Linked DNA regions of Homo sapiens: region 1 is linked to region 2. Evidence: chromatin loops called from intact Hi-C (ENCODE). Cell type or tissue: IMR-90. All regions are shown on one strand. Links, peaks and the distances in the headings refer to the core of each region. The heading gives the core; the rest is flanking DNA.

Region 1 (9,865 bases), core at 1,006-9,005, 450 kb after region 2:
CCAGAGCAGTGCTCTCCCCATGGGGCTGACTCAGCCGGAAACCGCCCTGGGCCACCCACAACGGGAAGGAGGGATCTGTCCTCACCTTTACCCTGCAACTGAGACATTGAGGCAGGGAGAGGCTGGGTGGACATAGGAACCAGAATCCCTGCTTGTGGGGCGGGGGCGTGAGCTGGGGCGGGTGGGCTCCTTTGCCAGGGATTGTGATTTGGGGCTATCAAGTATGCCCCGTCCCATAGCCAGGAACAGTCTCCCGGTCATCTCAGAAGCCACCCTCAGGTCCTAGCTGGAGGGTCTGTGGGTGCCTCTGCGGTCTCGTAGATTGTTCTCCAAGTGGAGGGGCCTCCAAAAGGGATGGTCCCAGAACTCAGGGAGGCAACCACTCCCGCCTCCTGAAGGTGACCACATCATGACCTGTGCCTTCTGTTGGTGCGGCCCAGGGCTCCCTGAGGAGGAATGCCAGGTACCCCTGACACTAGACAGAATTGTAAACTCCTTTAGGATGGTAGAGCCCAGTCCAGTTCCCCCAGGGCCCGAGAGGAGTCTTTGTGTGACAGCCTGACTGCCATATGCAGGTGCCTTCCTGCACCCTTTAGGGACCTATAGGTGCAACAGGGAAATAGGTGAAAGGTCCCTCTCCAGGTAGGTCTCCACCCTCACCCATGAGGTCAGCAACCTGGGCTAGGTGGGTGGGCTGAAGTGACTGAGTCTTTCCCAAAAGCTGGGAAAGGAATAGGTCTTGCTCTGGTCACAAGCAGGTCAAGGACTGGTGAGCTGAAAGGCTTCTTGGAAGCAGTGTCTCTTTGGGACGGGGGAGTTTCTATTCTGATGAATTTTGCTTATAACAACTTGTAAAGATGGTGGTGAGGTTGGTGTTTTATATTAGGTCACTCAAGGTCCCAAGGTGGGGACAGGGGTGGGCATCAGTCCTGGCCTGGGGCATCATACCTGGATGTCATGCCACCACGTGGACATTAGATGACAAGCATGTTGAGAGTGGATTTCTAGCCGCATCCACCCCAACCTCCTGTCTTGCACACCATGGGCTCCAAAGCTCAGTGATTAGTTTTTAAGTGAAAATTTTTGGCTAAATTTTGGACTTAAAAAAAATGGTCCTGGCCAGGTGCTGTGGCTCATGCCTGTAATCCCAGCACTTCCTGAGGCTGAGGCAGGTGGATCACTTGAGGTCAGGAGTTCGAGACCAGCCTGGCCAACATGGCGAAACCCCATCTCTCCTAAAAATACAAAAATTAGCCGGGTGTGGTGGCGGGCACCTATAATCCGAGCTACTTGGGAGGCTGAGGCAGGACAATCACTTGAATCCAAGAGGCAGAGGTTGCAGTGAGCCGAGATCACTCCACTGTACTCCAGCCTGTGACAAAGCAAGGCTCTGTCTCAAAAAAAAAAAAAAGTGGTCCTAACCATGCCCCACATTTGTGTTGAGGTGCACCCACGTCCCACACACTATGCTTCTTCATCCCTGGACTTTTTTCCTGTGCTGTTCTGTTTTCTCTACTTGGAATGGTCATACCTCCTTCGTGGTCCTAACTCCTCATCCTTTAAATTTCGGTCTAGACGTCACTTCCTTCAGGAAGTCTTTGCCAATGCTCTGAGTCTTAGTTCAGTGTCCCTCCTCTGTGCTCCCATAATTCCTTCCTGGATTAGCATACATCACATGGGACTTGTAATCACCTGTTTCCTAGCCTTGGTCCTTCATTAGATTAAAAGCCTTGAGGGCAGTGACTGGGTCTTGTTCATGTCCATGCCCCTGTGCCTAACACATAGTAGATGCTCACTAGATATTTATGGGATTAATGTGTTAGGGACACTCCTTCTTCTATTTCCTCCTCAGTAGCTGACCTAGAGTTCAACCATCTGCTGAGTGAGACATAAGATTTACCTCTTGTAGAGAGAGGTCTATTTTATAAAAGCCTTCAAGCCCAAAGAAATAATATCTAAAGATGAAAGCCAGCTGGGCACAGTAGCTCACACCTGTAATCCTAACACTTTGGGAGGCTGAGGCAGGAGGATCACTTCAGCCCAAGAGTTCATGACCAGCCTGGGAAACATAGTGAGACCCACATCCCTACAAAAAAAAAAAAAAAAAGAAAATTGTTTTTAAAAATTAGCAGGATGTGGTGGCACACATCTGCAGTTTCAGCTACTTGGGAGGCTAAGGTGGGAGGATCACTTGAGCCTGGGAGGTCGAGGCTGTAGTGAGCCATGATTTTACCACTGCACTCCAGCCTGGATGACACAGTGAGACCATGTCTCAAAAAAAAAAAAAAAAGATGAAAACCTAAACACCTTGGCGGGTATAGGTGTTCCTCCTGCAAATAACACCTGGGGGTGGTGGTGATAATCTGTTCTGGAACTGCTGCTGTTAAGAACCAATGGTAGGGCTGGGTGTGGTGGCTCACACCTGTAATCCCAGCACTTTGGTTTGGGAGGCCGAGGTGGATGGATCACCTGAGGTCAGGAGTTCGAGAACAGCCTGGCCAACATGGTGACACCCCGTCTCTACTAAAAATACAAAAATTAGCTGGGCATGTTGCCACATGCCTGTAATCCCAGCTACTCGGGAGGCTGAGGCAGGAAAATCCCTTGAATCCAGGAAGCAGAGGTTGCAGTGAGCCGAGATCACACCACTGCACTCCAGCCTGGGTGACAGAGTGAGACTCCATCTCGAGGAAGAAAAAAAAGAGAACCAATAGTAGGGGTGTGTGCATGTGTGGAGATGAAATGGAAGGCATTTTTAGGTCTAGAGTGTCTCTTTGGTCCAGTGGCATATGTACAGTGACATAATGGGCAACTGGGAAGGTAGGCAGATGTGGATTGACTGAGCCTGCACAATACTTGAGGCTGGCAGAGGATCTCCCAATGGAGGACGTGGAGGAAGGAGAGCAAGTTCAAGAGCTTATTTTATTTGCTTCATTGTTCTATTTGTTTTTGTGCTTATTTAATCAGCCAAGGTGTTGTGATTGTATGTATATATGTATGTATGCATGTAAGTATATCTGCATTAACAATATGTTTGAGACTGAGGATGGTGTATAGGCAGTCTGGTGGTTGCATGTGTGTGTGTGTGTGTGTTTCACACCTACTTGCACACTTGTGTCCCCTCATGTCTTCAGGTCTGTCATGGAAGTGAGGAGGGGAGAAAGGGAGAGAATAAACTCTTAACAGAGTACCTGTTCTAAACCAGACACTTGATGATTTTTAGCTTGTTTAATCTTCACAACAACCCTGTAGTGTAATTTTGTCATCCAGCTTTACAGATGAAGAAACTGAGATTCAGGGATGTTATGTAATTTGTCAAAGGACATTGTGCTCACTTATGGTCTTGACAGTAGTGTTTAATTTATGTCTGCTCTGTCATTTCCAGGTTGACCCCTAACTCAATGCTGAGGGTTTGGCATCCAGGACAGGGCACAGAAGAAAATCACTGATTGAGCGCAGTTCAAAGAAATGGTTAAATATTTGGGCTCGGGTCAGACTGATCAAATCCTACTTCTGCCCCTTTGTCATGTGGCCTCGGCATTAGGAAGGTGCCCTTTGTGTGTCAATGCCTTTAAAAAAAATACCACAAATTTACCTTCAAGTAAATTGTTAGGTCCAAACAACTTAATAAGTATTTATGTCCTAACAACTTGGCTATTTAAAAAGATAATGCACATAAATAGAAAAAAAAATTGTTTCTTGCTTAAATTACCAGTTACTTACTAATGGGATAGCTATGCCTATTGGGCACTGTACTACTTCCCCAACTTGGGAATCAGATTGACCACCACCACACTGATATCCTATTCCATGCCGATTTTCAGGCTGAAAAATCCAGTTTTGCAAAGATATTATGTCATTAGAAGGAATGCATCGCCATCTACTGTAAAAATGGTGAACTACCATAAGCTAACACAATAGTTCCCTTGGTGCCCGGTCTCGGCTCACTACAACCTCTGCCTCCCAGGTTCAAGCAATTCTCCTGCTTCACCCTCCTGAGTAGCTGGGATTACAGGCACCTGCCAGCATACCTGGCTAATTTTTTTTTTTGTATTTTTAGTAGAGACGGGGTTTCACCATGTTGGCAGGCTGGTCTCGAACTCCTGACCTCAAGTGATCCACCCGCCTTGGCCCCCCAAAGTGCTGGGATTACAGGCGTGATCCCCCACACCTGGACTTTCCTTGATATTTTTCAAATATCATGTGGAATCTCTGTGAATCCATTGTGGAGACTTGGAACACCTTAGTGAACAGTTTGGGAATTGTGGTATTAGGGGCTATCTAAGGTCAGCTGGGCAATTTACGTATCCTATCAGCACGTGGCTGGTATACCTAGCTGATGGGATTTGTGAGGAGGTTTAAATGAGAAGGTGTTTATAAAGCCCCCACACATGGCACTTGGTGCTGTACATTAGAAACACCTGGAGGAGCTAATGAACCCACAGATGTCTGGAACTCCACCCACGGATTCAATGTAATTGGTGGAGGAGGGGCCCAGATAGGAGAGTTATTTAAGAACCCCAGGAGATTTTAGTGTGCAGCAAGGTTGAAAATCACTGACCTACCACATAGTAAATAGAATATTGTGGAAATAAAGGTAATATTTTTATTATGGTTAGGAAGAAAGAATGCAAACCCCATATCCAAAGGCCTGGGTTCTAGAACTTCTTTCCCATTTACTGGCTGTGTGCTCTTGGGCAAGCCACTTACTGTCTCTTAACCTTTATTCTTCCGTGTACAAGGAGGATAATCATTTGTGTCTCATCTTAAGTCACAGGATTATGATGACATGTGAAATAATGAGTGTAAAACTGTCCTTTTTTCCTTTTTTTTTTTTCCCCCCAGACAGATTCTTGCTCTGTCCGACCAGGCTGGAGTGCAGTGGCCCGATCTCAGCTCACTGCAACGTCCACCTCCCGAGTTCAAGCAATTCTTCGGCCTCAGCCTCCTGAGTAGCTGGGATTACAGATGTCCCCCACCACGTCCGGCTAATTTTTGTATTTTTAGTAGAGACGGGGTTACACCATGTTAGCCAGGCTGGTCATGAACTCCTGACCTCATGATCTGCCCACTTTGACCTCCCAAAGTGCTGAGATTACAGGCGTGAGCCACCACGCCCAGCTGAAACTGTTCTTTAAACTGGGTAGCCTATACCAATGTAAGGCAATGTTGAGGAGTAGATGCGGCCTCTTTCCTCAAAGAGAGATCCAGAAAGGCTTCTGAAAACCCAAGACACTTGAAGACCATTGTCCTCTAGCAGTCTGAACACCATGGAGAGGCCCACAGCTGTGAAGACAGAAAGGGATGGCCCCGGTTCTACCAGGGCCCCATTCCAGTGAATGAAGGCAAAGAGCCTGCCTGAGCAAGGAGTCACTGCAGTACTGGAGAGTCCCAGAAGGGGGCAGTCTTGTCTCAGCACCCCCCGACATGGATTCAGGTGCAGCCATCCAAGCCAATTTGCTTTGAAAAAGTTTATGTGACTGTTTACAGATTTAACTTATTTTTATTAGCCACTGTACCATGGTACACAAAGTAATTACAAACTCAAGATTAAAATTAAGGCCATGTTGTAAAAACTAAAAAATTAAAGCTAATTTTTGTTTTTTTTGAGATGGAGTCTTGCTCTGTCGCCCAGGCTGGAGTGCAATGGCACGATCTCGGCTCACTGCAACCTCCACCTCCCAGGTTCAAGCGATTCTCCTGCCTCAGCCTCCTGAGTAGCTGGGATTAGAGGCGCCTGTCACCACGCCCGGCTAATTTTTGTATTTTTTAGTAGAGACAGGGTTTCACCATATTGGTCAGGCTGGTCTCGAACTCCTGACCTCAGTTGATCCGCCCGCCTCGGCCTCTCAAAGTGCTGGGATTACAGGTGTGAGCTACCGCGCCTGGCCTAAAGCTAATTTTTAATGTGCTTAAGGTTCTTCGGTAAGAGAGTTTAGCAAAACAATTTCTCTAGATTTCTTCTTTTTAATCACCATTTTGTCTTTGATTATGACATCTGTATTCATACTAGGCTTATATTTCATCCATGCAAGTTAGGTGTGCACATGTAATGAAAACAATAACAATGAAATCATTCCAATAGTTAGGAGATAAAACACTAGTTTTAGTGAATTAACAATAATACTTCATCCTTTCACTCTGAACACAGCCCGAGGTCAAGTGAAACCAAGTCTCAGGCTGCCAGAGCTCATGTCTGCAGAGTGTGTATGAAAATTCTCAGGGCAGCTGTTTGGCTTCAACTATCATGGTAATAATAGCTTTATGAAGCAACTGCTATGTGCCAGGTGTTTACTTAATATTAATAAACTGCTGTTCCTCATAGCATGTTAACAGAAGTCACTATCATCCTCATTTTTCAGAGGAAGAAACAACCCAGAATGCCTGTCCATGGTCATATAGCTAATATGGAAGGAACTAAGGGTTTCAGCCAGGCTTCTGTCTGCCAAGCTCATGGACATTCACCACATCACTCAGCTAGTCCCCATAACTTTGGCCAAGGGACTCTCTGGGATCTACTCCAAAGCCTCAGGCAGGACTATGGAGGAATATCTTTTCCCACAGCTCCCTGCTCCATCCCACATGATTTGCCCTACAGCATGATGAACCTCAGGTCCAGGGGGGTACCTGCCACCTACTCCCAGAAGTGGAATTAGGGCATGGCTGCAATAAGAATATGAATCCAAGGAATGGAGTAAGGGGCATAAGAGTTGGATTTCCAGCCTGTTTGTTGCTGGACTTAATGGGAACTATGTTTATAAACCATGTGGGCTCTTCCTGAATCTAGAAGAAAGGACAGCTGAAGGGCCTGTGTAGTTGCTGGGCCTCTGCACCCAACCAAGGCTTTCTGTGGCAACTGTGAAGAGGTTGTTGAAGATCCTGGATGGGATTAATCTTTGTAATAATGCAACTCTTTATGGTCGGGCACGGTGGCTCACGCCTATAATCCCAGCACTTTGGGAGGCTGAGGTGGGCAGATCACGAGGTCAGGAGATCAAGACCAGCCTGGCCAATATGGTGAAACCCCATCTCTACTAAAAATACAAAAATTAGCTGGGCATGGTGGCATGCGCCTGTAGTCCCAGCTACTCAGGAGGCTGAGGCAGAAGAATCACTTGAACCTGGGAGGCGGAGGTTGCAGTGAGTCGAGATCGTGCCACTGCACTCCAGCCTGGGTGACAGAGTGAAACTGTGTCTCAAAATAATAATAATAATAATGCAACCCTTTATAAGCACCCTTTTCACTTAGTGTTGCCCTGCATCTTCTAAATCATCAACAGTAATTAGTAATACACATGGTACACATTAAAGCTGTTCACCAAATTTTTCCTCCTCTCTGCCTTCTGGCCACTTGAAAGGATTGTATTCCCTGGTCACTTGTGATTGGGTGTGGCCATGGACTACAGTAGTTGTGGCCAATGGGATTAAGTGGAATTGATGGTATCACTGCTGGCCTGGAGCATTTTATTGACTTTGTGAGACCTTCAGAGCTCTCTTCCCCTCTGCCACAGCTAATGGCACGGTTCCAGATAGTGATTGCTCCATCAGCCTGGGTTTTAGAGTAGCCCCATCTGACCCACAATGGACATGCAGAGTAAATGAGAAATGAATTTTTGTTATGTTATGCCAGTGAGTTAGGTTTTTGCTGTTCTTACTGCAGCATAACCTAGGCTATCCAACTGGTAGATTGGATTTATTAGCCACCTGGCACTGTGCTCTCAGTTAAGGTGGAGTAAATGAATCATTTAAGGAGCAGTAGGTGTGGTAGAAAGAGAATGGATTGGCTGGGCTCCGTGGCTCATGCCTGTAATCCCAGCTCTTTGGGAGGCCGAGGTGGGTAAGTCACCTGAGGTCAGGAGTTCGAGACCAGACTGGCCAACATGGTGAAACCCCATCTCTACTAAAAATACAAAAATTAGCCGGGTGTGGTGGCGGGTGCCTGTAATCCCAGCTACTCAGGAGGCTGAGGCAGGAGAATCACTTGAACCCGGGAGGCAGAGGTTGTAGTGAGCCAATATTGCGCCACTGCACTCCAGCCTGGGTGACAAGGGTGAAACTGCGTCTCAAAAAAAAAAAAAAAATAGAATAATGACTTGTGTTTGTGTAGTTGTTGACACGTTTCAAAGCACTTTTAAGTAACTTACTTCATTGGTTACCTCACCTAGCATTTAATATATTCCACTGCAATGACAATCTTCAGAAAAAAGGGTGTAAACCACTAGGAAACTGAGGCCGAGATGTGACAGGGTCAGGGCCAGGGCAGGGGAAGCTGACACACTCATGCAGAGGGGCCCTGCAGAGAGAGAGCTGCTGCAGAAGCCTCCATCTGCTCACGAGGCCTCCTTCCTCCCGCCTGCCAATGCCAGGATAGGTGCCAGGCCTGGCTCCCATGCCAGCACTCAGGGACACAGTGGCATAGTAGCTATGCATGCAGTGGGCTTGTCACACATATCCCACCCCAGACCCTCCCCTGCTGGCTCAGGATGCTAGGGGCCACAGACATTTGCTCTGTTGCAGGTCGGTGGTGACAGAAGCTTTCTAAACCTCTTCCTAAATCCGCTCTCAGTCTGAGGAGAATCCTTTTTGATATTGTTGGCTAGAAATTGAACAGGACAGTATCTCACAGCATGTCAAGACTACAGGCCAGGTGCAGTGGCTCACGCCTGTAATCCCAGCACTTTGGGAGGCCAAGGTGGGCAGATTGCTTGACCCCAGGAGTTCAAGACCAGCCTGGGCAACATAGTGAGACTGTGGCTCTACAAAAAAAAAAAAGTTTTTAAAATTGCTGGGAATGGTGGTGTGTCCCTGTAGCCCCAGCTACTTCGGAGACTGAGGTAGGAAGATCACTTGAGCCCAGGAGGTTGAGGCTGCAGTGAGCTGTGTTCGTGCCATTGCATGCCAGCCTGGGCAACAGAGGGAGATTCTGTCTCAAAACAAAACAAAACAACAAAAACAAAAAAGACTGCAGATACGAAGTCCTTTTCTCTTTTTTCAGTGTATGCAGGGAGAAGAAGTCCTAGGGCATCCATTCTCCCTCTCTCTCTCTCACACACACACCCCCTACACACACTTACACACACATACAGACACACACTCCTACACACCACACCACATAACACACACACACACCCCACACACACATACACACACACACCCCTACACACACCACACATACCACACCACACACATACACACACACACCCCCCACACACCACAAACACAGACACACACACCCCCACACACCATATCCCCCCCCCCCCACACACATATACACTTTTAGGCCTGCCTGGAAGGTAGGGTAGGATTATGTCAAGGGTTCCACAGCCCTGATGTGGGATAGGGTGAAAAACCACATGGGACTTGTAATGGAAGGGTGACAAGGAGCAGTGAAGAGTGCTTCCTGTGCTCCCAATGAGATCTCACATGGCCTGGGGTCATCAGGCCCACCTCTGTACCTTCAAGGGGGTAGAGGTGTTGCCTGCCCTCCCCACTTCACAGGTGGCTCTGGGCTGAGCTGCAGAGGCACCTGAGCGGGGGTGGGGGGAGGGGTGGGGAATGGCAGTGCTGTGGATACAGCTCCTGGCCTCAGGTAATTAATTAGATGGGGCTGGAGGCCTAGGGCAGGAGGGCCTGGGGATCAGCCAAGAGACCCAGGTCTCCAGGCAGGAAACCCTGGGCACCCACTCACACCCACAACCACCCTGAGGACCGAGGGGTGGAAACAGGAGCACAGGGAATTCCTCTCCAGGTATTGGCTCCTGGGAGGGAGTAGGTTGGGCAGGAGGGAGATAGAACAGCTGTGGGAACCAACAAGGTCTCAAGGCCTGGAAGTAGGGTGGGGAGGTGTCACTTTCAGATGTGCCCT
Region 2 (9,505 bases), core at 1-8,000:
TCAGGGCCCAAGACATGTCCCGGAAGAGGCTGCAGCAGGCAGAGGGAGGGGCCGGAAGTCCCGGCCAAGGGCAGCTCTGGGTTTTTGTGGCCCAGGACCCACCGCTGCTCACTCATTCTTGTAGCCACAGCCTGAGGGGCCTCCCAGCCTTCGCTGTCACCGGCGGCAGTGTCCCAGCCTGGTGGGCTGCCCCCCCAGCCAGCTCCTGCCCCCTGGGCCCCAGCACTGCTGTCCCACCTGTGCCGGTGAGTCCAGGGATGTGGGGGTAGATGAGATATGAGGTTAGGGCTGCCACCCCCTGCCGCCCTTCCTCACCAGTCCCAGCCCCAGATTCTTCCTGACTCCAGTGGACTGTTCTGGAACCCTATGCCTGGCCGGCGAGGGCTGCACCATCCCTAAGGGAACTGGGGAAGCTGACAGGAACCCTTTGCCTCTCCGCAGCTGGGTGCAGTTTGTGGAGCATCTTGGCCAGCAGGTGGCGCTGCAGGGCGACAGTTGTGCTGAGACGTGAGGCCCAGGCAGGCAGGGGGTAGCCCAGCCACAGGGGTGGGCGAGCTTTTTTTGTTGTCGTTGTTAGAGTAAAAATTTATTAAGATTGGGGGGAAAAGTAAAGAAACAGTTTTATTTTTATTACAAATATTGAAAGATGGCCAATTTCTGTCTCCTGGATTTAATAGTTGTTTACCTAACACAGCCATTTTACATTTGTTGTGGAGGGAATTTTTTTCTGTTTCTGGTCCTATACCAACACTGAAATGATAACCTACCTTTGCAATACAGGTGAACGTTATCCTTACATAGAAAAAACAGGCCGAGGTTGGTAGCTCACGCCTGTAATCCCAGCACTTTGGGAGGCCAAGGTGGGAGGATCACAAGGTCAAGAGATCGAGACCATCCTGGCCAACATGGTGAAACCCCGTCTCTACTAAAAATACAAAAATTAGCTGGGCATGATGGGGCATGCCTGTAGTCCCAGCTACTCGGGAGGCTGAGGCAGGAGGATAGCTTGAACCCGGGAGGCAGAGGTTGCAGTGAGCTGAGATGGTGCCACTACACTGCAACCTGGCAACAGAGCGAGATTCTGTCTCAAAAAAAAAAAAAGAAAGAAAAAACATACTTTTTTTTTTAATGATAATCCTATTTTCTCCAATTTGGTTTTTTTATTTGGGTTTTGGTTTTTTTGAGACGGAGTCTCGCTTTGTCGCACAGGCTGGAGTGCGGTGGCACAATCTCGGCTCACTGCAACCTCTGGATTCGAGGGATTCACCTGCCTCAGCCTCCCGAGTAGCTGGGATTATAGGCATGCGCCATCAAGCCTGGCTAATTTTTGTATTTTTAGTAGAGATGGGGTTTTAACATGTTGGCCAGGCTGGTCTCGAACTCCTGACCTCAGGTGATCCACCCGCCTCAGCCTCCGAAAGAGCTGGATTACAGGTGTGAGCCACCTCGCCGACTTTTCTGTTTTTTGTTTGTTTGTTTGTTTGTTTGTTTTTTATGGTGGTAAGACACTAAAATGTACAATCCTAACCATTTTTAAGTGTACAGTTTGTGGTATTAAATACGTTCATAATGCTGTGCAGTCATCCCTGGCATCCATCAGGGAGGGCTGCTCTGATCAACACTTGCTAGGGGGTGCTTCAGGGGAAGGGAAGAAGACTAACATTGATTAAGCACCTGTTCCATGCCACAGACTGTACTTGGTGCTCTTAATAAAGTCTCTCGCTTCATTTTCATAGTTACCCAGTGAGGGAAGTATTATTAATCTCTTTTTACAGATTAAGAAACTGAGGCTCAGAGAGGTGGATTAATCCAACCTAATAAGCACAGGCACTGAGTGCTGGCATCAGGATTCGAACCCGGGATGCCTGGCTGTGTGCTTCCCTGCGCAGTTGTAGCCACACTGTATTACAGATAGCGGGAGGGAGAGCAGGCCGCAGACTGGCCATTTTTAGTGACCTCAGGCTAAGGAAGCCATGGTTGGTCTGTTTCCAGTCACCTTGCACCCCCACCCGGCCCCAAATAATAGCCTAGCAAAGTTTCTTTTAAAACGTGTAAACTTGACTGAATTGAAGAGAAAGAGGACTTATCCTCCCTGGAGTCAAGGTGCTGGGATATGGGTATGCTCAGGAGTTCGAGTTAGAAACCTGGGGACACAGTGCATGGGGACAGCTGGGATTTCCAGCCCTGTGCCCCTCTTTCTGTCCCGCACTCTGGATTCTTGTCTTCACAGAGGCCTTGAGTAACTGTTCAGAGGGCCTGCTGGGATCTGAGCTAGCCCCACCAGACCCCTGCTACACGTGCCAGTGCCAGGTGAGCCCTCCTGCCTTGGGGACTCACAGAGCCCCTCTTCTTCCTTCTCTGTGGGCTGTGGCTGCCACTCCTCTCCCGCAGCAGCTCCAGGGCTCTCCATTCGCCCTGACATTTGCCCACTTGTCCTGACTGTCACATCCTGCCTATGCCTTACTCCTCCACCAGCTCCCTGAGATCTGCCATTCTCTACCTCTTGTGTTCACATGGGCAGGACCTGACATGGCTCTGCATCCACCAGGCTTGTCCTGAGCTCAGCTGTCCCCTCTCAGAGCGCCACACTCCCCCTGGGAGCTGCTGCCCCGTATGCCGGGGTAAGTGCCCAGCCTTGGCCTCCACCCTCAGAGAGGAGCCCAGGGGGAACACAGGAAGGGGAGGCATTCATGGGCCAAGCGGGCAGCCCAGGGTTTGTACTCGGTTTCTAGAACAGAATGCAGGGTTCATTCTTTTCTAGAAATGGAGGGGGGCTGTTCTTGAGGTGGAGAAGAGACCCATGAGGCAGGGGGAAGCTGGGATGAAGCCTAGATTCTCAAGGTCTGGCCTGATGCCTGTCAGGGGGCTCAGGATCCCCAGGCCCATGAAGAGGGCATTGCACTGCTGAGCGGGCAGCTGGCCCAGAGTGGGGTTCCAGCCTCTGGCCCTTTGGGCTCCTAGGACCCTAGAGACATCCTGAGCTCTGATGTGAGGCCTGATGTCTAATAGGCCCTGTGGATATTGGCTGAAGAAATCAACACCATCAGGGTGGTAGGGACACGGAGTGGGTGCTTTCCTGCCGTGAAATGCTGGGTAAGCTCCAAGGAGGGAGGATACAGCAGGAGGGACAGTGCCTGCCCATCCCATGTCTCCCCCCTCAGAATGTGTGGTGGAGGCCGAGGGCCGGAGAGTGGCAGATGGAGAGAGCTGGCGGGACCCCAGCAATGCGTGCATCGCCTGCACCTGCCATGTGAGCTGGGGTGGGCCTGGGAGGGTGGAGGATCTCGCAGATGGATAAAGGGAGGAGTGTCCAACACTCCACCAGCAGATATGGGGTCTTTAAGGGTCAGGGGCATCCCTGCACCGGGGCATGGAGCCGAAGGCTGGATTTCATTCCCCTCTTGAACTGTGAAGAATGTATTGTGGGAGGGGCAGGCAGAAGTCCATGCCCAGAGGCCCCCAGAAGCATGAGGCTGGGGACTCCGGCCCTGCAGAAAACCCCAGAACAATGATGTCTGTCCTCAGCGGGGCCATGTGGAGTGCCACCTCGAGGAGTGCCAGGCCCTCTCCTGCCCCCATGGCTGGGCGAAGGTGCCCCAGGCTGACAGCTGCTGTGAGCGATGCCAAGGTGCGCAGCCAGGGTGATGGGGGAGGGGTAAGCCAGACCTTCTGGGCATGTGGGAGGAGCAGCTGACCCTCCCAGCTCCTATCCCTTCAGCTCCCACCCAGTCCTGCGTGCACCAGGGCCGTGAGGTGGCCTCTGGAGAGCGCTGGACTGTGGACACCTGCACCAGCTGCTCCTGCATGGCGGGCACCGTGCGTTGCCAGAGCCAGCGCTGCTCACCGCTCTCGTGTGGCCCCGTGAGTGCCGCAATCTAAAATGGTGGGGAGGGTCAGGGTGGGGGCACATGGTACCGCCATCCTGGTGTGACCAGGCATCAGAGAGGGAGGCTGGGCTCCTGCCGCCAGCTGGGAGCTGGGGACAGTGCTGTTCCCAGTGCGACCACGATGTGGTGCCCTGACCTCACTCACAGGGAGCCTGGGAGCCAGAGTCCTGGAGATCCCTGGAGACTCCTGGGAGATGCTTGGTTTTCTGGGAGGGTCTGCGAGAGGCATGGCGGGGAGGGCGGTGTGTCTGACAGTGTCTGGGGCTGAGTGCAGGACAAGGCCCCTGCCCTGAGTCCTGGCAGCTGCTGCCCCCGCTGCCTGCCTCGGCCCGCTTCCTGCATGGCCTTCGGAGACCCCCATTACCGCACCTTCGACGGCCGCCTGCTGCACTTCCAGGGCAGTTGCAGCTATGTGCTGGCCAAGGACTGCCACAGCGGGGACTTCAGGTGTGCATCCCCTGTCTCTCTTCTCCCCAACCCCTACACCCAGCCCTGCTGACCATTGGCACCTGGGACTTTCCTGCCCACAGTGTGCACGTGACCAATGATGACCGGGGCCGGAGCGGTGTGGCCTGGACCCAGGAGGTGGCGGTGCTGCTGGGAGACATGGCCGTGCGGCTGCTGCAGGACGGGGCAGTCACGGTGAGCAAAGCCGAGGAGTGGAGGAAGGTGGATCCTGTGCTGTCCACCCATGTGCCTCGACATCACCCCTCCTCCCACCTCCTTTATCCTCCAGGTGGATGGGCACCCGGTGGCCTTGCCCTTCCTGCAGGAGCCGCTGCTGTATGTGGAGCTGCGAGGACACACTGTGATCCTGCACGCCCAGCCCGGGCTCCAGGTGCGGCTCCAGGGCGAGTCTGGGTGGGCTGCCTGCTGGGAGCTTCAGTCCTGTTTAGGCCTCTGTATCTGTAGAGGGGGTGGGGATGCCAGCTACCTCCTAGCCAAAAAAGGCAAGGAGTGGGGTACAGGGGTGTGAGGGGAGGTGGATCAGGGTCAGAGATCTCCCCAGGCAGTCAGAGGAGTTCTGAGTTCTGAGCCCGATTTCTAATCTCGGCTCAGCCTCTTAAGCCACCACCAGCCTCCTCTGGGCCACAGATTTCTCGTCTGTAAAGTGGGGAATGGGAAGGGTCAGTGGCAGTGGGGAGGATGTCAGCTGAAGTCTCCTGGGGGGGTGTCTCAGGTTCCTTCCAACTCTCATGTGGAAGAGTAATTTGCCCCCTGCCCCCAGCAGGAAACACAACTCGTAAATTCGTAGAATAAGGGTGTACACTTCTAATCCGGACCCTAATTGTGCTTTGTCCTCTGCAAGGCCCGAATGCCCATGAGAAAGTGAATCCCCGGAAGGGGGTTGCATTTCACCTGGGGCCCAGTGCAGGGATGGCAGCAGGAGAAGGTGCCCTCATGCAGGAGCTGTGGGCAGCTCCTCCTGTCATCTGTCTTTGCCCAGGGCTGGCACAGAATGTATCCACTTGGCCTTGGCCAGGGTGGTGTTTCTTCCAAGGGGAGCCTCCACCTGTCCATTCTCCTCCCCTACAGCACTGGCCGCACTGAACACAGTGCCTGGGGCCATGATGGACCCTGGGCTTCTTAAGGCCCCTGTCCTTCCCTGCTCCCCAGTCTCAGGCCTCTCCACACAGGTGCTGTGGGATGGGCAGTCCCAGGTGGAGGTGAGCGTACCTGGCTCCTACCAGGGCCGGACTTGTGGGCTCTGTGGGAACTTCAATGGCTTTGCCCAGGACGATCTGCAGGGCCCTGAGGGGCTGCTCCTGCCCTCGGAGGCTGCGTTTGGGAATAGCTGGCAGGTGAGTGGTACAGGAACCGGGGATGGGGATTAGGGGAGACGCAGCTGAGCATGAGTCTCAGAGCAACCCTCTGGCATGGAAAGCAGGGAAGGGGGGCGAAGTCACACAAGATAGGCTTTTGGGCTTTCAGGGAGGTGTGGGGGCTTCTTGCCTGTCTTGGTGCTGGAGAGGTAGGGTGGCTTGTCAAAAGAGGCCTCATTGGCCGGGCAGGGTGGCTCATGCCTATAATCCCAGCACTTTGGGATGCCGAGGTGGGTGGATCACCTGAGGTTGGGAGTTTGAAACCAGCCTGACCAACATGGAGAAACCCCATCTCTACTAAAAATACAAAATTAGCCCAGCCTGGTGGTGCATATGCCTGTAATCCCAGCTACTCGGGTGGCTGAGGCAGGAGAATCACTTGAACCCAGGAAGTGGAAGTTGTGGTGAGCTGAGATCGTGCCACTGCACTCCAGCCTGAGCAACAAGAGCAAAATTCTGTCTCAAAAAAAAAAAAAAAAAAGAAGGCTTGTTACCTGAACCCTCAAGCCTTGCTTTGCCACTCACTGGCTGTGTGACCTTGGACAAGTGCTGACCTACTCTGGCCTTGGTCTGTCCTTCTGTAAAATGGGGACAAAAAGAAGGTAGACAGTACTTCATTTGCTGTTCTTTTAGGGAGGTTTTGGGGACTAAAGCAAATGACTGGGTGGGAAGTGCTTTGAAGAGCACGGCATGCAGAGGCCAGCTGCCAGTGGTGCTGTCACGTCAGGGCTGCTCTCCCCACCCAGGTCTCAGAGGGGCTGTGGCCTGGCCGGCCCTGTTCTGCAGGCCGAGAGGTGGATCCGTGCCGGGCAGCAGGTTACCGTGCCAGGCGTGAGGCCAATGCCCGGTGTGGGGTGCTGAAGTCCTCCCCATTCAGTCGCTGCCATGCTGTGGTGCCACCGGAGCCCTTCTTTGCCGCCTGTGTGTATGACCTGTGTGCCTGTGGCCCTGGCTCCTCCGCTGATGCCTGCCTCTGTGATGCCCTGGAAGCCTACGCCAGTCACTGTCGCCAGGCAGGAGTGACACCTACCTGGCGAGGCCCCACGCTGTGTGGTGAGGGGGTGATGCCCGCTGCAGGTTGGGGGAGGCTCAGCACAGAGAAGAAGGGCAGCCCGGAGGGCTCAGGGCAGGACCAGGCCGGGTATGGCGAGTCTCGCAGGGGTACGCACAGCAACTGGGGCAGTTTCAGGTGCCTTGGTAACCCCGCCTCCCACTCCCCCTGCAGTGGTAGGCTGCCCCCTGGAGCGTGGCTTCGTGTTTGATGAGTGCGGCCCACCCTGTCCCCGCACCTGCTTCAATCAGCATATCCCCCTGGGGGAGCTGGCAGCCCACTGCGTGAGGCCCTGCGTGCCCGGCTGCCAGTGCCCTGCAGGCCTGGTGGAGCATGAGGCCCACTGCATCCCACCCGAGGCCTGCCCCCAAGTCCTGCTCACTGGAGACCAGCCACTTGGTGCTCGGCCCAGCCCCAGCCGGGAGCCCCAGGAGACACCCTGAGCCAGGACAGTGCCTGATAAGGGTTCATCAGGCCAGGAGTCTCCCCTTGGCGAGCAGTTCCCACCCTGGTTAGGGCTATGGAGAGAATGCCCTGCCTGGACACTGGAGCCTGGGCCCCTGCCCTGCAAAGACCCCCGCCATGTTGAGTCACCAGCAGTAAACTCTAGGCCTGCCCGAAGGCTTCCTTGTGTGTGTGTGTATTTCCTCCTGGTGCTGGGACAGAGGCTGGGCTGCCAGGAACATGGGGTCCAGTGATCAGTGGCCGCAGAATCACGGCACCATGCTTACTCCTTGCACCTGCATGCCTGGGCTGCCCCACCCAGCCACTCCCTGGTGCTGTCTGGGAAACCCTGCAGTGGGTAGAAGGAGGACCCTGGTGCCCTGGTCTTAGCCCTGTGCTCATTCTGTGTAGCAGGCATGACGTGTGGCCCCATGTGGTACCTTCTGTGGATCCATGTGGGATCCTGCAGGGGCTGAGGAACCACGGAGAAGGGGCTGCATCAGAGAATGGCCTCCCCCTTCCTTGTGGCTTGGGGATACTGAGTGTGCAGGCACCTTCTGGGCCACTCTGAGAGCTAGTGACACAGGGACCCTATGCCTGGGGTGAGAAACAGAAGCAATAGACCACAATGCAGTGTGGACATGTACCTGCGTGTGCACACAGAAACACACATCCCTCAGAAACCCAGATAAGCACGTGCAATGCATACCTGCCTGCCTTCACAGCCACACCCACCCTGGGCAGACATATGGGCAGTAGACACTGGCAGCATGTAAAGACGTCACTGTAGGGAGGGAACATGGGTTTTGAGATAGAAAAAGTCCAGAATTCAAGTTTTCTTTGCTGCCTACCAGCTCTGTGACCTTGGTGTTTTAGGGACCTTGGTCATGAGGTCAGGGGACTCCATCCTCATTGCTCCCTGCTATTCCAACAGGGAGTGAAGGGCTTTGTGCTCAGGCAAGGACGCAAAAGAGCGCCAGGTTGAATTGGAGGCCACTCAGCCTGATTGCTCTTTCATTGACGCTGTTTTCTCTTCTGGCCAAGAGGAGGGTCTGCTCTGTTCTCTCACGGAATGGGGACAAAGTAGCCAGCAGGCAAATCTGCTCACGACAGGGCAGGATGTAAAGATGGCAGAGCTCCTGCACTCAGCCCCTCTCCTGATTAGATAACTTAAATGACCTGTCTATTCATCTGCGAGATGAGGATGATAGTAACAAGCGTCTGGTATGTGTTGGGGAATGAACAGTGATGCATGGACAGCACTTACTAGGTGGACAGCATGGATAAGCATGTGGGTAGTGCTCGCTGGGGCAGGGCCTCTTACCACTCGCCTCTTGCTGATGGACGGCCTGGGCTCCCGGGACCATGTCTTCCCAGAGGGTATCACATCCATCCATCTCCAGAAGAAAAAAATGCTGCCACATGTTAAGACAAGCTATTCCTTTTTTTTTTTTTTTTTTTTTTTTTTAAGAGACAGGATCTTGCTCTGTCACTCAGGCTGGAATACAGTGGCACGATCACAGCTTACTGCAGCTTTGACCTCCCAGCCTCAATCAATCCTCCCATCTCAGCCTCCCAAGTAGCTGTGACTACAGGCGCGTGCTACCACTTCTGGCTAACTTTTTTTTTTTTTTTAAGAGGTGGGGTCTTGCTATGTCACCCAGGCTGGTCTCAAATTCCTGGGCTCAAGCCATCCTCCCACCTCATCATCCCAAAGTGGTGGAACTGCAGATGTGAAGCACCACACTTGGCCTAGGAGAAGTTGCTTTCTGAGTCAGTCTTCTTGCCTATAAAGTGGGGATAATAATAGAGCCTGCTTCATAGAGTTGCTGCAAGGAAGGATTATATGTACGAAGCATCTTCATTCCCGCACAAGCTAAACTGTTGGTAGCGGCTGCTGTTGCTACCCATATTGGGCATATTGTGTGCCCAAATAATGCAGCTGTGTGGTTGATGTGCATATGTATGCTTGTACAGTATATGTCAAACAAATGCTCACTGGGGGCTGTAAACAAGCATATGCGTATACCTCCCTCTTTCGGGGTCACACTGCTCACTCCACGCTGCCACTTGTAGGGCCATAAAAGCCATCTCAGAGACAGGTCAGAGTCTATGAGGCTTGGCCGCCGTCCAGCCAGGGCTCAGGTGTCAGGCCCTGCATGATTGAGATCAGAGCCTTTGTCCTTCCTTGCTCCTGGCTCTTGGTTTCCTGTCCTCCGCTTCCCTCCAGGCTCCGCATGGTGCAGGCAGCCACCCCGGGGGCCTCAGGGCTCCCCTGCAGCCCCAGACAGGCCTTGGCT

Evidence for each region. A loop is a pair of places that touch in the nucleus more often than their neighbours do. Peaks named below come from ENCODE experiments on the same cell type or tissue, not always from the same donor. Only the 100,000 strongest peaks of a DNase experiment are listed, where the experiment ranks them.
Region 1: it touches region 2 in a loop (8-fold over the local background); 14 of 110 quality-filtered maps call a loop at or near these places.

The regions. Positions count from the first base shown.
Region 1 is chr7:128,421,495-128,431,359 of GRCh38, reverse strand. No RefSeq gene overlaps it. Among named protein-coding and RNA genes, the nearest start is that of IMPDH1, 16 kb to the right of the region's middle. RefSeq lists a silencer at 5,309-5,468. In IMR-90, for the core only: CTCF peaks have their summits at 3,880 (motif pointing left) and 5,398 (motif pointing right); no DNase peak of the experiment used is centred there; H3K27me3 peaks cover 348 bases.
Region 2 is chr7:128,874,742-128,884,246 of GRCh38, reverse strand. It overlaps KCP (kielin cysteine rich BMP regulator), which reads left to right. Exons shown (of 40, transcript NM_001366122.1): 29 at 125-245; 30 at 2,231-2,310; 31 at 2,522-2,621; 32 at 3,162-3,250; 33 at 3,526-3,628; 34 at 3,719-3,861; 35 at 4,162-4,334; 36 at 4,418-4,529; 37 at 4,624-4,725; 38 at 5,525-5,689; 39 at 6,457-6,763; 40 at 6,936-7,382. The coding sequence ends at 7,204. Among named protein-coding and RNA genes, the nearest start is that of SPMIP1, 13 kb to the right of the region's middle. RefSeq lists enhancers at 1-12, 463-572 and a silencer at 318-612. In IMR-90, for the core only: CTCF peaks have their summits at 474 (motif pointing right) and 4,011; no DNase peak of the experiment used is centred there; H3K27me3 peaks cover 496 bases.